Linked DNA regions of Homo sapiens: regions 2, 3, 4 and 5 are each linked to region 1. Evidence: chromatin contacts called from ENCODE Hi-C or POLR2A ChIA-PET data. All regions are on one chromosome and are shown on one strand. Each heading gives the region's core, a stretch centred on a gene start or an enhancer-like site at or near the end of the contact. The rest is flanking DNA. Distances are from core to core; before and after follow the strand shown.

Evidence for each region. A loop is a pair of places that touch in the nucleus more often than their neighbours do. ChIA-PET counts read pairs that join two places held with the same protein, here RNA polymerase II (POLR2A). Pooled maps may share reads with other maps.
Region 2: a loop to region 1 is called in a pooled map, with 14 times the contacts of the local background. The contact joins the promoter of FAM174C here to the promoter of NCLN in region 1. A Hi-C loop is called at or near these places in 1 of 37 single-sample maps with no recorded cell type and 6 of 50 pooled maps.
Region 3: a loop to region 1 is called in a pooled map, with 13 times the contacts of the local background. The contact joins the promoter of PCSK4 here to the promoter of NCLN in region 1. A Hi-C loop is called at or near these places in 4 of 50 pooled maps. POLR2A ChIA-PET finds 5 or more read pairs at or near these places in 2 of 52 experiments (HEK293 and naive thymus-derived CD8-positive, alpha-beta T cell).
Region 4: a loop to region 1 is called in a map of B cell, with 12 times the contacts of the local background. The contact joins the promoter of FEM1A here to the promoter of NCLN in region 1. A Hi-C loop is called at or near these places in 2 of 168 maps with a recorded cell type or tissue (B cell and naive thymus-derived CD4-positive, alpha-beta T cell) and 7 of 50 pooled maps. POLR2A ChIA-PET finds 5 or more read pairs at or near these places in 1 of 52 experiments (SK-N-SH).
Region 5: a map of dorsolateral prefrontal cortex shows a loop between it and region 1 (5-fold over the local background). The contact joins the promoter of REXO1 here to the promoter of NCLN in region 1. A Hi-C loop is called at or near these places in 1 of 168 maps with a recorded cell type or tissue (dorsolateral prefrontal cortex), 1 of 37 single-sample maps with no recorded cell type and 10 of 50 pooled maps.

What each region holds. Positions count from the first base shown.
Region 1 is chr19:3,184,578-3,187,256 of GRCh38, forward strand. NCLN (nicalin) reads left to right here and starts at 1,353. Exons shown (of 15, transcript NM_020170.4): 1 at 1,353-1,637. The coding sequence starts at 1,454. RefSeq lists enhancers at 431-1,313, 620-759 and a silencer at 1,270-1,839.
Region 2 is chr19:1,274,232-1,276,910 of GRCh38, forward strand. It overlaps FAM174C (family with sequence similarity 174 member C), which reads left to right and starts at 1,299. Exons shown (of 3, transcript NM_017914.4): 1 at 1,299-1,599. The coding sequence starts at 1,319. CIRBP (cold inducible RNA binding protein) reads left to right here. Exons shown (of 6, transcript NM_001300829.2): 6 at 1-579. RefSeq lists silencers at 806-1,030, 929-988, 999-1,368, 1,699-1,768 and an enhancer at 2,329-2,408.
Region 3 is chr19:1,488,987-1,491,665 of GRCh38, forward strand. It overlaps PCSK4 (proprotein convertase subtilisin/kexin type 4), which reads right to left and starts at 1,364. Exons shown (of 15, transcript NM_017573.5): 1 at 1,172-1,364; 2 at 807-911. The coding sequence starts at 1,360. REEP6 (receptor accessory protein 6) reads left to right here and starts at 2,195. Exons shown (of 5, transcript NM_138393.4): 1 at 2,195-2,398. The coding sequence starts at 2,284. RefSeq lists silencers at 1,104-1,533, 1,754-2,293, 2,324-2,443.
Region 4 is chr19:4,790,410-4,793,088 of GRCh38, forward strand. FEM1A (fem-1 homolog A) reads left to right here and starts at 1,325. Exons shown (of 1, transcript NM_018708.3): 1 at 1,325-2,679. The coding sequence starts at 1,446. LOC124904620 (a long non-coding RNA gene) reads right to left here and starts at 883. Exons shown (of 2, transcript XR_007067103.1): 1 at 789-883. RefSeq lists enhancers at 978-1,635, 1,146-1,415, 1,636-2,292, 1,946-2,005, 2,293-2,679.
Region 5 is chr19:1,847,114-1,849,792 of GRCh38, forward strand. REXO1 (RNA exonuclease 1 homolog) reads right to left here and starts at 1,370. Exons shown (of 16, transcript NM_020695.4): 1 at 1,089-1,370. The coding sequence starts at 1,245. RefSeq lists a silencer at 1,098-1,567 and enhancers at 1,588-1,737, 1,758-1,837.

The sequences.
Region 1 (2,679 bases), core at 103-2,602:
AGTAGGTGCTCAGTGACCCAGCAGCACACTCAGAAACTCCCTTTCTAGCCGGGCGCGGTAGCTCACGCCTGTAATTTACAGCTACTCAGGAGGCTGAGACACAGGAATTGCTTGAACCCAGGAGGTGGAGGTTGCGGTGAGCTGAGATCAAGCCACTGCACTCCAGCCTAGGTGACAGAGACTACATCTCAAAAACAAACAAACAAACAAACAAACAAACAGAATTCTCACATGCTGCTGGCAGGGAGAGTGCTTGATTCTTTATCATTATATCTGAGGAAACTGAGACTCTGAGAGGTGAAGCGACTTGCCCAAAGCCACACAGCTGGGAAATGGAGGAGTTGGGATTTGAGCCCAGGCTCTTAATCGGCACCAATGCCACTTCTCACTTGGGACAGAAAGGAAGCCCTGACTCCTTAGGCAGCTGTACGGAGCCTGGGATGATAACGTGCTGAGAGCCAGGGCTACTGTCTGCTGCACCCTGGGGCTCAGTCTCCCCATCTGTACAAAGGGACGTTCCTTAGGTACCTCCAGCCCTGAGACACTGGGTTTTAACTTTAAATTTCTGATGAACAACAAATACTTTTTTAGTATAAGTATGCCCCAAATATGAATAAAGATAAATATAAATACCTGCCACCGACCCCTGCACAAACCGCAGGTTCCAGACTACAAGTCCCACAACCCACTGCGGCCTCCCTTAGGAACTGACTATCATGACTTTCTATTTTTCATTCATTCATTCAAAAATGGTATAGGCCACCCGCCGTGCGCCAGGTCTTGTGCTAGATGCCGGGGATACATCATATGCACAAAACAGACAAAAGTTTTTGCCTTCGTGGAGTTTGACATCTACATCCTCGGGAGTTTTAAGTGATTTTTGTTTTTCTCAGCAATTTCTGCCAGGACGACTACAGTTCCCGTGACCCTTTGTGTGTTTGACGGGACTACAACTCCCAGAAGACCTAGCGCGCCAGGCAGGCACTTCCTTTTCTCTTTATCCCCAACTTCCTTCCAGGTCGCAAGGTCACGTCCTGTCCCCACCTTTCGCCCCTCACCCTAGCTCCCCCAACGCCAAAGACAAGGTTAAGAAAGTGATATCGCGAAATAGTTTTTTAAAGCATTTTATTGCATTTTATGACTTGGAGTTTATGTGAAACCTCAACGGTATTAGCCGAACAGCCTGCCGCACCTTCCGGGAGTTCCAGAGTGGGCCTACAACTCCCACAGGGCTCCGCGAGCGCCGGACGGACGGACTACAATTCCCGACAGGCAGCGCGGCTGGCGGGGCGGTTCGCCGCGGTGCCCACAGGACCTCAGGGCGAGTGCGGGCTGCCCCGCGCGGCGCCCGCAGGACCCCGGCGGCTACCCATGCCGAGGTGAGTCCGCGGGAGCCGCCGCCGCCGCCGTCCCGTCCCAGCTGCCGCCCCGCGCGGCCCCGCCGCCGGCCAGGATGCTGGAGGAAGCGGGCGAGGTGCTGGAGAACATGCTGAAGGCGTCTTGTCTGCCGCTCGGCTTCATCGTCTTCCTGCCCGCTGTGCTGCTGCTGGTGGCGCCGCCGCTGCCTGCCGCCGACGCCGCGCACGAGTTCACCGTGTACCGCATGCAGCAGTACGACCTGCAGGGCCAGCCCTACGGTGCGTGTCCCCGGCCCACCCTCGGGGCTCCCCGGGCTCCCCGGCCACGCCACTCCGGCCCGGCGATCCCCAGGCCGATCCCTAGCTCCGGCCTGGGCTGCCCGACCCATGCTCAGGCCCCAGGCGAGGCAGAGCCCTGCCGCCCTGGACCCCCGGGCGCCCTGGAATCCCTGCTCTCCTTGCCTAGCGCCCAGGGACCCCCCGCGCTCGCTCCCACAGCCCCCGGCCCCTGCCTAGGTCTCCCTGCCCCGGAACCCATGGCCGGGCCAAGCGTCCCGCGTCCCTGGAGCCCTAAGTCCCCTCTCTCCTGTCCCCAGCTGGGCCGGCGTCTGCCTGCCTTGCCGAGTTTCTCCCTCCTGGGCCCCCTCCGCCCCTTAGGCTTCCTGGTCCGGGCTCACTTGAGCAGACGCTCCCGTCCTGACCTCCAGCTCCCAGGGTCCTGTTCTGGAGACCATCTGGTTGGTCTCTGGATTCACTGGGTCACGTCCGTGTTCCCAGGCCTCTCGCCTTTAGCTGACTGCGTTTGGAGTTAAAGGTCCCTGCACTGATTTCTGCCAGGCTGAGCCACCCGACGCGGTGGTCCAGCATTCCCCACCCCCTCCCACGGCCCTGGGTGCCAAGTGCATTTTGTCCAGTGCCCAAATTCAACTCCCCTGAATTTTCTCGCTCTAGTCACCGGCCCCCACGTCAAGGGCACATTTGTCCCCAGACCCCTGACGCTCTCTGGTCCCAGTTCGTGAGTCATGTTTCAGAATCTGCTAGCCCAGCTTCCCTGGTCTCCTCCCACGTCCCCAGTTCAGTCCACTCGCCTGGGGTTCCCTTTGACCCCCTTTCTGTCCCGCCTTTGATGCATACCCACGCCCTCAGCTCAGCCTCCTCACACCCACTTCCCAGAACCCCACTTGTTCCATCTTTCCAGGATTTCCTCTTCCCTTTCCAAATTCGCACCCCCTTGCCCTTGCATTCTGCAAGTCTCCCACTCAACAGCCTCGCCCCCTCCCGTCGTGGCCCTGACCCCAGTGTCTAGACCATTCCACATCCC
Region 2 (2,679 bases), core at 49-2,548, 1.9 Mb before region 1:
TTTCCGGGGAGGCCGGGAGGGGCAGCTGTGAGCCCTGTGGAGGACGTTGGGAGTAACGCTGCTTTGCTTTGGCAGGTTGAAGGGGCCCGGCCAGGACTCGGGGAAGGGTGGCCTGAGAGCAGCGATGACCTCTGGGGTCACTGTCCCAGGAGGGACTTCACCTGGAACAAGAGCTGGAGGCAGCCGCTTGCCCAGGAGGCTTGTCCCCTGTAAGTGCTTTCGGGAAGAGTGGCATGTGGCGCTGAGCCCTGTCCCGGGCGGCACCTGGGCGTTTCAGTGAGTCCTGCTCTCCCGCACCTATGGCCCCATGGCGGGCGCCTTTCGGTGTGTGTTGGGTGCAGGGCAGCGCCTCCCGGGAGCGCCGGGTCCCCCGCCTGGAGCCCGCGCCTGTTCTCCCTCCCTTCCTCCTCCTTCCAGGAGGCGCTTCGCCAGTGAGGTGCGGGCTCAGGGCCTCGAGTCTCTCCTGGAGCACGGGCTGCGGTGCGCCGGCAGCTTACGGGGCGGCCAGTCCTTGCCCACAACGATGTGGAGCCCTGTGAAAGTCGGATTCGAATAAAGGGCCACGTGTGCACCCAGAAAGCCGAGTCTGTGGTTCAGGGGGGTCTGTCGGCGGAGCGGGGCCACTGGAAGAAAAGCCTGCGGACCTCGGTTCAGCGCACGAGTAGGACCCGACAGGGAAGACTGCAAGGGTCATTGTCCGAGCAGTGACCGCGGGGGGCTCGCCACTGAGGGGGTTCGCAGCGCGGAGACTCCAGTCTCGCGGGATCTGAGGCGCACTCGGCTTCGAGGGAGCGGCGGCCGCGCAGCCGCTGTCAGGCCCCGTCTTGGGCCGAGTCCCGGGTTCCCTGTAGCAGGCTTGGGAGCGGGGCGCCACCTTCCTGGGCCCTGGACGTGGCCGACGCGTTCTCAGTGTCCGTGAGGCCGGGGCAGGAGTGGCGGGGGTCGCCCCGAAGTGGGTGGGAATGAGCGGCCCGAGGTCCTGAAGTCGGGGTCCGCCCCGTCTCCCCGCTGCCAGCCCGATTTCCTCGGAAGCCGCGACCCCCCACGCTGGGCTGGCAGTTCTGGGCTCTGCCGGCTGCGCCTTGCCGGGACTCCCACGGGCGGGCTCCGGGCCTCCGTCCTGATCCCTTGGAGCGGTTCGACGAAGCAAGTTCCGCGGCGGGCGCGCGGGGCACTGTGGGTAGCGCCGGGGCTCACCAGGCGGAGGCGGGGCCCGGCGTCAAGCTCCGCCTCCGCGCCCCATTGGCTGGCATCACCTCCGCGCGCCTGACTGACAGCGCGCATAGGGGCGGGGCGCCGCCACCGCTTCCGCCGGGCCATGGGGCCGCGCGTGCTGCAGCCGCCGCTGCTGCTGCTCCTGCTGGCGCTGCTGCTGGCGGCGCTGCCGTGCGGTGCCGAAGAGGCCTCGCCGCTGCGCCCCGCGCAGGTCACGTTGTCGCCGCCGCCGGCCGTGACGAACGGGAGCCAGCCGGGCGCGCCACACAACAGCACGCACACGCGTCCGCCGGGGGCGTCGGGCTCGGCGCTGACGCGCTCCTTCTACGTGATCCTGGGCTTCTGCGGCCTGACCGCGCTCTACTTCCTGATCCGGGCGTTTAGGTGCGTCAGGCGCACGTGGGCGCCGTCTCTCAGCCTTGGCCAATTAGCGCGCGCCTAGTGCGTCACGTGCCGGGCCGCGGGGTCCTCCCCTCCCTCCCTCCCTCCCTCCCTCTCTCCCTGTTGGAGTGGGCGTGGGCGGTGCTGTGCGGGGTCGTCACGTGGTGTGGGCGGTGCAGGGGCCACGGGACTCACCCGCTCTCCAGCCTGCGCCTGGGGTTGGAGGTGCCCAGCGCGCCGCCTCTTAACTCGGGGGTGACGCTGCCCGTTTCCCAGGTGGGGCCACTGAAGCCGGAGCATGCCGGGCAGGGGTCAGGCCCTGGCGGGGCGAGGGGGCCTCCTTGGCTCCTTGTCGCCGGATGCCCGTCCTCGTTCTCATCTTCCCGCCTGCCGCCAGGCCTTTCCGTGGGGTCCCGATATTTTCCTTTCTGCTTCTACCCACTGAAGCTGGTTCGTCGCCAGGGTCGGCCACGTGCCCGCCTTGGGTGCTCCCACAGCCCGGGAGGTGCAGCTGCGTCCCCAGACCCTCGCGGGGGTCTCCAGCTGTAGGCAGCCCCTGGGCAGGAGGGGCTTCTGCGTGTTCAGGCCACCCCGGCTTCCCTGGCCTGTGGCTCCAGTCTCCTCTGGGCTCCTGACTACCCAGTGTGGCTGCTTCTCCCGGGTGGGAGAGACACAGCGAGGACCTTATCCCTCCCCATCACCACCCTGGCAAAGTCAAGCCGCTTTTTATTTTTTATAAGTTTTTATTGTAGCGATGGGGTCTCGCCATGTTACCCGCGCTGGTCTGAACTCCTGGGCTCAAGTGATCCTTTTTCGTTGGCCTCCCAAAGTGCTGGCATTATAGATGTGAGCACCTGCACTCCGCCATGCTGCTTTTTATGGGCCCTGTGCAGAGCCTCCCCTGTGCTCCACACCTCTTCCTGTGGAAGCACCTGCTGCGCGCTCTCCCCTGCCTGTATGCCGCGCCCTCCCTGCCTCCCGGGCTGCTGGGGCCACCAGGGGCTTGGCCCTGAGACAGGCTTCCATTCTGTTGTCTTTGGCAAAGTCTCACCCCTGTGTGAGCCTCAGTCTTTTCATCAGTGC
Region 3 (2,679 bases), core at 114-2,613, 1.7 Mb before region 1:
GGGCTTCCCAGGCTCCATCCCAACCCCTCAGCTTGACATCCCAGGCATTTTCTAGACAGGGCCCAGCCCGATGGGACCCAGGCCCCTTTCTGAGCGCCTGGACACTGCGTCCTGAGGGCCACTGGGTGACTGTAAGCCTCCTACTTTTTTTTTTTTTTTTTTTGAGACGGAGTCTCGCTCTGTCGCCCAGGCTGGAGTGCAATGGCGCGATCTCGGCTCACTGCAAGCTCCGCCTCCCGGGTTCACACCATTCTCCTGCCTAAGCCTCCTGAATAGCTGGGACTACAGGCGCCTGCCACCATGCCCGGCTAATTTTTTTGTATTTTCAGTAGAGACAGGGTTTCACCGTGTTCGCTAGGATCTCGTCTCGATTTCCTGACCTTGTGATCCGACCGCCTCCGCCTCCCAAAGTGCTGGGATTACAGGCGTGAGCCACCGCGCCGGGCCAAGCCTCCTACTCTTTGGAACCCATTACGGTGTCGTAAAATCCCCTTCCCTCCATCCCATGACCTAGACGGTGGGGAAGTCACGCCGTCTGTCCCTCCTTACCAGAGCCCCTGGGGCCCAGAGGAGGGAGGGGGAGGACAAGAGGTGCCCACTGTGTACCAGGCCCTGGCAGGCGCCATGATTTCCGTATCTGGGTCTTCCTGCCTCCTCTTGCTGTATAGACTTGGGGCCCGGGCGGGTCTGAGCCACAGAAAGCACACAGCTGTTCATAACAACCACGAGAACCACAGAAGATGGCTGGTGGCCCCAGGAGGCAGCTGAGACCCCGGGCAGGGGGTTGGCCTCCAGGCCAGGCTCACCTTGGGGTTTTTCTTCAGGTGCAGGCGGTGGCCCCAGTGCGGGGTCAGGGACTGCTGGACCACGCCCCGGTGCCGCAGGTGAAAGTACTGCCCGTCAGGGAAGATCTGGGGATGTGGGGAAGCGGCCGCACCGATGGGACCCGGCTCCCCTGCTGAAGCCCCCGAGGGCCGGTAACAGCCCCCTTCTTTGTCCTTCCCCAGCAGGTGCTCTCTGGGAGTCCCAGAAGCTGAGCTTGGCTGAGGCAGGGGTGGGCTGGGACTCTTGATATTTAGAAGACCTTGTGGGCTCCCTCCCCCTTGTCGGGGTCTAGGGTTGTTCAGTCCCCTCCAAGCCCCCACTTCCCGTCTATCCCGGTCCCACCCACCGGCCCCAGGTTGACGAAGCCGAATTTGCGTGCCAGGCGCTCGACCTCCCGGTTACCCTGGGACACCTGGACGGCCCAGCTGCTGACATAGATGGGGGCTCGGACCGGGGCCCACCCCACAGCCCGGGGGCGGACAAGGGCCAGGGCCAAGACCAGGCGCAGCCACAGCGCAATCGGGGCGGGCCGCATGGAGGCGGGGCGGGAGCGGGGCCTGCGCAAATCCCCTCCCTCCCGCCAAACCGCCGAGTGGGCCCAGGCGTCCGACCCGCCCCCGGCGCCATAGCAACGCAGAAGGCTTCGACTCCCAGGGGGCCTTGCGGCTACTCAGCCAGGAGGGGCGCGAAGATCTAACAGAAGCGGGAGAGGGACGCACGCCTGCCCGTCTTCCGCAGACCCACACCCTCGGGAGCCTCAGTTTTCCCATTTGTACAACGACAAGACTAACCCAGAGAAGCGGGTTCACTGTTGCGATAACGCGTCCTACCCTTTGTTTGACCTCTCCCACTTTCCAACACACCCCTCCTTCGAGAATCAGCCCGGCCTCCTGTCCGGCCTAATCAGAATCATTCTTTTGCGTAATCCCGCCTCCTCCGATAAGCCTCGCCCCGTTCCCGCCCCTACCATTCCGCCCTGCCTCCTTTGTGATCAGCCCCGCCCTCCACTGGTCTCGCCAATGAATCGCGTCCCGTTTCTCCAATCGGCTCGGATGTTTCTTTAGCCCCTCCCCCCGGTTCCGCCCCCCCACGCCTCTCCTCGCCCTGGCTCCACCCTTCAGCCAATAATCCCATCCTCTGACACCGCCCTTCCAATCAGCTACGTCTCGCTCCGGCCCGGCCAATCGGTGCCCTGGGCCGCCGCGCCCCGCCCTCTCCCGGCGGGGTCTGGGCAGCGGCGGCCGTGGCGGAGGGCTATGCGGCGGGGGAGACGGGGCAGGCCCCTCCTCCTTTGTCCGCCCTGCCCTCCCATTGGTCCTAGCGGGGGGCCGGGGGCGGACACCGGCGCGGGGCCGGAGCATCGCGGCTCAGGCTGCGGGAAAGCGGTGCGCGTGCAGCGGGGTGGGTGCCCTGGTCCGCGGGCGAGCTCGAGCAGCCAACCCCGGGCGCGTCGGGGCCATGGACGGCCTGAGGCAGCGCGTGGAGCACTTCCTGGAGCAAAGGAACCTGGTCACCGAAGTGCTGGGGGCGCTGGAGGCCAAGACCGGGGTGGAGAAGCGGTATCTGGCTGCAGGTGAGCCGTCGGCGCTAGCCCGTTTCGCCGACGGGCACACCGAGGCCATGGGCCTGGGGGTCGCAGACCGGACTCCTTCCCCGGCTACGGGGTCCGGTCCGGCCGGTGGAGCGCGCGAGGTGACTGGGACCTCGAGGTCCGCCCGCAGCCCTTCCCTTGCCCGCGCCCTGCGACCCTGCTCCCGGGCCACCCCTCTCTAGCTTCCGCCCCTGGCCGCCCCCCGACGCCTCCTTCCGGGCGCTGGGTGCCTGCCATGCCGAAGTCCGGTTCTTCCAGTTGCC
Region 4 (2,679 bases), core at 75-2,574, 1.6 Mb after region 1:
TATATTACACCTCGAATAAACTTTAAAAATAAAGAATTCGGGTCACCAAAGATTTCTTTTTCATAATATAATTCATTGTTGTCAAAAAATGCCAGGGAATGGATCACCTTACAACTGCTAGAATAGCTATCATCAAAAAGACGAAAGGTAACAAACGTTGGCAAGGATTTGAAGAGAACACTTATACACTACTGATGGTAATTTTAATTAGTATAGCCATTATAGAAAATGGTATGGAAGTTCCAAAGAAAAATTTAAAAATAAAACTACCAGGTGATCCAGGAATCCCACTTCTGGGTCTTTATCCAAAGGAATTGAAGTCAGCACGTCAGGCCGGGCATAGTGGCTCACGCCTGTAATTCTAGCACTTTGGGAGGCTGAGGCGGGCGGATCTCCCAAGGTCAGGAGTTCGAGACCATCCTGGCCAACATGGCGAAACCCGTCTCTACCAAAAATACAAAAATTAGCCGGGCGTGGTGGTGGATGTCTGTAGTCCCAGCTACTCGGGAGGCTGAGGCACGAGAATCACTTGAACCCGGGAGGCAGAGGTTGCAGTGAGCCGAGATTGCGGCATTGCCCTCCAGCCTAGGCAACAAGAGCGAGACGCTGTCTCAAAAACAAAAACCAAAACCAAAAAACCCCACAAAGTTATTGAAAGAAATAAATAAAAATAAATACGTAAATAAAAGAAGGAAATTCTGACACATACTAGAATATACATAAATGTATGTAAATGAATAAATGAATATATGAATGTGAGAATAAGAAGTGAGCGCGTCATTTTTTACCGTTCTCCCAGCTCAAAACGTTTTCGCCCCGTCCAGCTTTTCGGCCTCCTCCGGGCGCCCCCTGCCGGTGGGCCGCTTGCCCGTGCTCCAAGCCCAAAACAGACGCGTCCCCTCTAGTCGCTTTTAGCCTTCGGTCTCGGTCCTGATTGGCTCAGAGTCGCTCGTGATCCCTTTTGGGAAATGTAGTCCTTAAGGGTATCGCGCCTGCTTTTTCTATACGCTCTGACGCAGAGATAGCCACGGGAAGTACGTCACCAAATTTCGCCGGTTCCCACAAGCTAGGTCGTGTGACGCTGCATGACGGGAATTGTAGTCCTCAAATTGCTAGCTTCCGATGCCATGCGCTGCGACTGGAACGCCAATTCCCACCATGCCGCGCGCTCACAGCTCTCAGGGGCTGTCCTGTGGCCTTTGGGGAAGTGTAGTCTTGAGCCCCCAAGATTCCTTTTCTGTTCTATGGAGTGGGCCCGCGCAAAGGACTCCATTTCCCGGCGTGCTGCCATCCGTCGGGTCGCGGCAGCCATTTTGTTCCGCCCGAGGAGACCCTAAGATGGCGGCGAGGGGGACGGTGAAGGTTGCCTCCCGCCCGTCCGGGCTCTGATCCTCCGTCTCCCCGTCCCCCGGCGGCCGGCCCATGGCCTGGCGGAGGCCCGAACCATGGACCTCCGCACCGCCGTGTACAACGCCGCCCGTGATGGCAAGCTGCAGCTGCTCCAGAAGCTGCTCAGCGGCCGGAGCCGGGAGGAACTGGACGAGCTGACGGGCGAGGTGGCCGGCGGGGGAACGCCGCTACTCATCGCCGCCCGCTACGGCCACCTGGACGTGGTGGAGTACCTGGTGGACCGGTGCGGCGCGAGCGTGGAGGCCGGTGGCTCGGTGCACTTCGATGGCGAGACCATCGAGGGCGCGCCGCCGCTGTGGGCCGCCTCCGCAGCCGGCCACCTGGACGTGGTGCGGAGCCTGCTGCGCCGCGGGGCCTCGGTGAACCGCACCACGCGCACCAACTCCACGCCTCTCCGCGCCGCCTGCTTCGACGGCCACCTGGAGGTGGTGCGCTACCTGGTCGGCGAGCACCAGGCCGACCTGGAGGTGGCCAACCGGCACGGCCACACGTGCCTCATGATCTCGTGCTACAAGGGCCACCGTGAGATCGCCCGCTACCTGCTGGAGCAGGGCGCCCAGGTGAACCGGCGCAGCGCCAAGGGCAACACGGCCCTGCATGACTGCGCCGAGTCCGGCAGCCTGGAGATCCTGCAGCTGCTGCTGGGGTGCAAGGCCCGCATGGAACGTGACGGCTACGGCATGACCCCGCTGCTCGCGGCCAGCGTGACGGGCCACACCAACATCGTGGAGTACCTCATCCAGGAGCAGCCCGGCCAGGAGCAGGTCGCAGGGGGAGAGGCTCAGCCTGGGCTGCCCCAAGAAGACCCCTCCACCAGCCAGGGGTGTGCGCAGCCTCAGGGGGCTCCGTGCTGCAGCTCCTCCCCAGAGGAACCACTGAACGGGGAATCTTACGAAAGCTGCTGTCCCACCAGCCGGGAAGCTGCCGTGGAAGCCTTGGAATTGCTGGGAGCTACGTATGTGGATAAGAAACGAGATCTGCTTGGGGCCCTTAAACACTGGAGGCGGGCCATGGAGCTGCGTCACCAGGGGGGCGAGTACCTGCCCAAACCGGAGCCCCCACAGCTGGTCCTGGCCTATGACTATTCCAGGGAGGTCAACACCACCGAGGAGCTGGAGGCGCTGATCACCGACCCGGATGAGATGCGCATGCAGGCCCTGTTGATCCGGGAGCGCATCCTCGGTCCCTCGCACCCGGACACTTCCTATTACATCCGTTACAGGGGTGCCGTGTACGCCGACTCGGGCAATTTCGAGCGCTGCATCCGCT
Region 5 (2,679 bases), core at 120-2,619, 1.3 Mb before region 1:
ACAGCGAAGACGCTGGGCTGTGGGGAGCTGACAAGTGATTGCTTGCATCTGTCCACCTGCAAACAACCGCCCACAGGTGCAGGTGTCCCAAGCACACTTATCAGGGAAATCAGAAAAAAATGCTACCTTTTCTGGCAAAACAGGAAAATAAACCTATTCTTAAATCCTAGAGAAGATGTTTCTCTTTTGCAGGAAAAGGTTCTGAGCTGAGACTGTTTCATGGTTAAAGTAAAAACAGTGCTTGAAACTCACGCCCAATGAGGAAATCTGGGACGAAGGAAGTCAGGGGCTGGGTGAAGCAGAGAGCCACTATCAAGGGACAGAGGTAACAGGGGAGTCTGAATGACATCACACTCGATAACCCTCCCTCCACGACTTTCCTTGCGATGTCCCTCTTTTTCTCCAATCCAAATCCCACATCTCCTCCAAGAAACGCTGCCATGACGATGAAAACCACCATGACGCTGTGAGGTGGAGTCCACCAACGTCCTCTGCCCGACCAAAAGCATGGAATTCCTCGGAGCCCACTCGAGTAAGCTTTGACTTCCTCCCTGCCAGTCATGCTGGACACAGGGCTCGACAAACACAAGAGACGATCCTCGGACCATCCTAACTCAACGACTGGAGACTGAGGTGGCCGCTGCCAGAGGCGCGGCCGGAGGAAACGTCATGGAAATAAACAAGGGCGGCCACAAGCACATGGGGTCCGGGAAGCGGCGGGCGCCAATCAGGGGCAGGAGGAGTCCAGGACCTGCCTAGCGCCGGCCGCGCCCGTCTCCCGAGCCCCCTTGTGTCAGGCCCGGTGCCCGGTACTCAACATGCGCTCGCACTCCGCCCTCTAGACAGCCCTGGCAGGACGCGTCCTCCTAGTTGACATTTCACACTCGTGAAGACGAAGGCTTAGGGACATCTAGTGCTTTGCACCGGGTCCCAGGGTGGGTGGTTCCGGTCCCGACTGGGAAAACCGTCGCCCGCGAACGTGTGGGGAGGAGGCTGGGCCGAGAACGGGGACCCCGGGCGGGACCGGGGTGGGGTCCAGACCCGGGCAGGGGAGCCGAGCCCAAGGCAAGCAGGCGGGCGGGCATTACCTGCTGCGGGGGGCGCCTCTCCGCCGTCACCGGGCGCGCCGGAGCCCCGGGCCCCGCGGTGCCGGAAGTGGCAGTAGGGCCGCCGGCAGGGCCCCCCGGGCGCCCCAGACCAATAGGGGCAGTCAATGGCCCGGAAGAAGCCAGTGGAGCGTAGCATGGTCCGTCCCGCGGCGGGGCCCCGGCCCGGAGCCGCCCGGGCCCCAGGGCCCCCTCACTGGCGCCGCGGTCGCCGCCGCCCGCGCCTCACGGACCCCGCCGCCGCCATCTTGCTCCGAGGCCCCCGGAGGCCCTCGGGACGCCGCCGCAAGGGACCCCGGGAGGGGCTGCCCGCAGCGCGCCTGCTCAGAAACGCCTGCTCCTGCGCGACCAAGGCTGGTGACGGACCCCTGGGCCGGGACAGACGGCCGCGGGAGGAAGTAAGGAGGGCAGGGGCTGCCCTGCCTGCGGTCTCCGGGAGCCTCGCCAGCGCCGCCGCCCGACCTTCGGCGGCTGTAGCGGCGCCATCTTGAGCCCCAGGCCCCTGCGGCGCCAGGGCTGTCCACGGCGCGCCTGACCAAAAAAGCCCCGCGGGGCCCGCTATTACTCATTTGCATATTATTTCCTTTCGTTAGCATATCACCTTAAGGCGCCCTCTGCTGGACGAGGAGAGTTCTGCGGGGAGGTGGCCTTAAACCTGGGCCAGGTGAAACTCATGGTTGAATTACTCCGTTCACAGTCTTTAAAAATCCCCTCGCCCTGGTATACAGCTGGCTCTCAAGAAACGCCTTAATCTCCCCAACCTCGACTCTTGTCATCAGTCTAATGACCAGGTCCACGTTCACTCATTTGTTCAACAAATATTGAGCGCCTACTGTATACCAGCTAGAGGGTGCATTTTAACAGACAAACGAGGAACAAGGCTGGGATGGGGCAACTCTGTAGTCTGGTGGAGTAGGCCCACGTCTTAATGGGAAGTTTAACCTGGTGCATTTTGGTGGGATTGTAAAATAGTGCCACTGCTATGTAAAACAAAAAACCCAAAAAGTTTGTTTTTAAGAGACAGGGTCTTGCTCTGTCACCCAGGCTGGAGAGCAGTGGTGCGATCACGGCTCACTGCAGCCTCGACTTCCCTGGCTCAGGTGATTCTCCCACCTCAGCCTCCCGAGTAGCTAAAACCACAGGTGTGCACCATCATGCCTGGCTAATTTTTTGTATTTTGTGTAGAGATGGAAAAAGTTAAACAGAATTACCCTATGAGCAACTCTATTCCTGGGTATACACCCAAAAAGAATAGAAAGCAAAGTCTTAGGTCGGGCACAGTGGCTCATGTCTGTAATCCCAACACTCTGGGAGGCTGAGGCGGGTGGATCACTTGAGCCCAGGATTTCAAGACCAGCTTGGCCAATATGGCAAAACCCTGTCCTACTAAAAATACAAAAATTAGCTGGGCGCGATGGCTCACGCCTGTAATCCCAGCTCTTTGGGAGGCCGAGGAGGGAAGATCAACCGAGGTCAGGAGTTTGAGACCAGCCTGGCCAAGATGGCGAAACCCCACCTCTATTAAAAATACAAAAATTAGCTGGGCGTGGTGGCGGGCGCCTGTAGTCCCAAC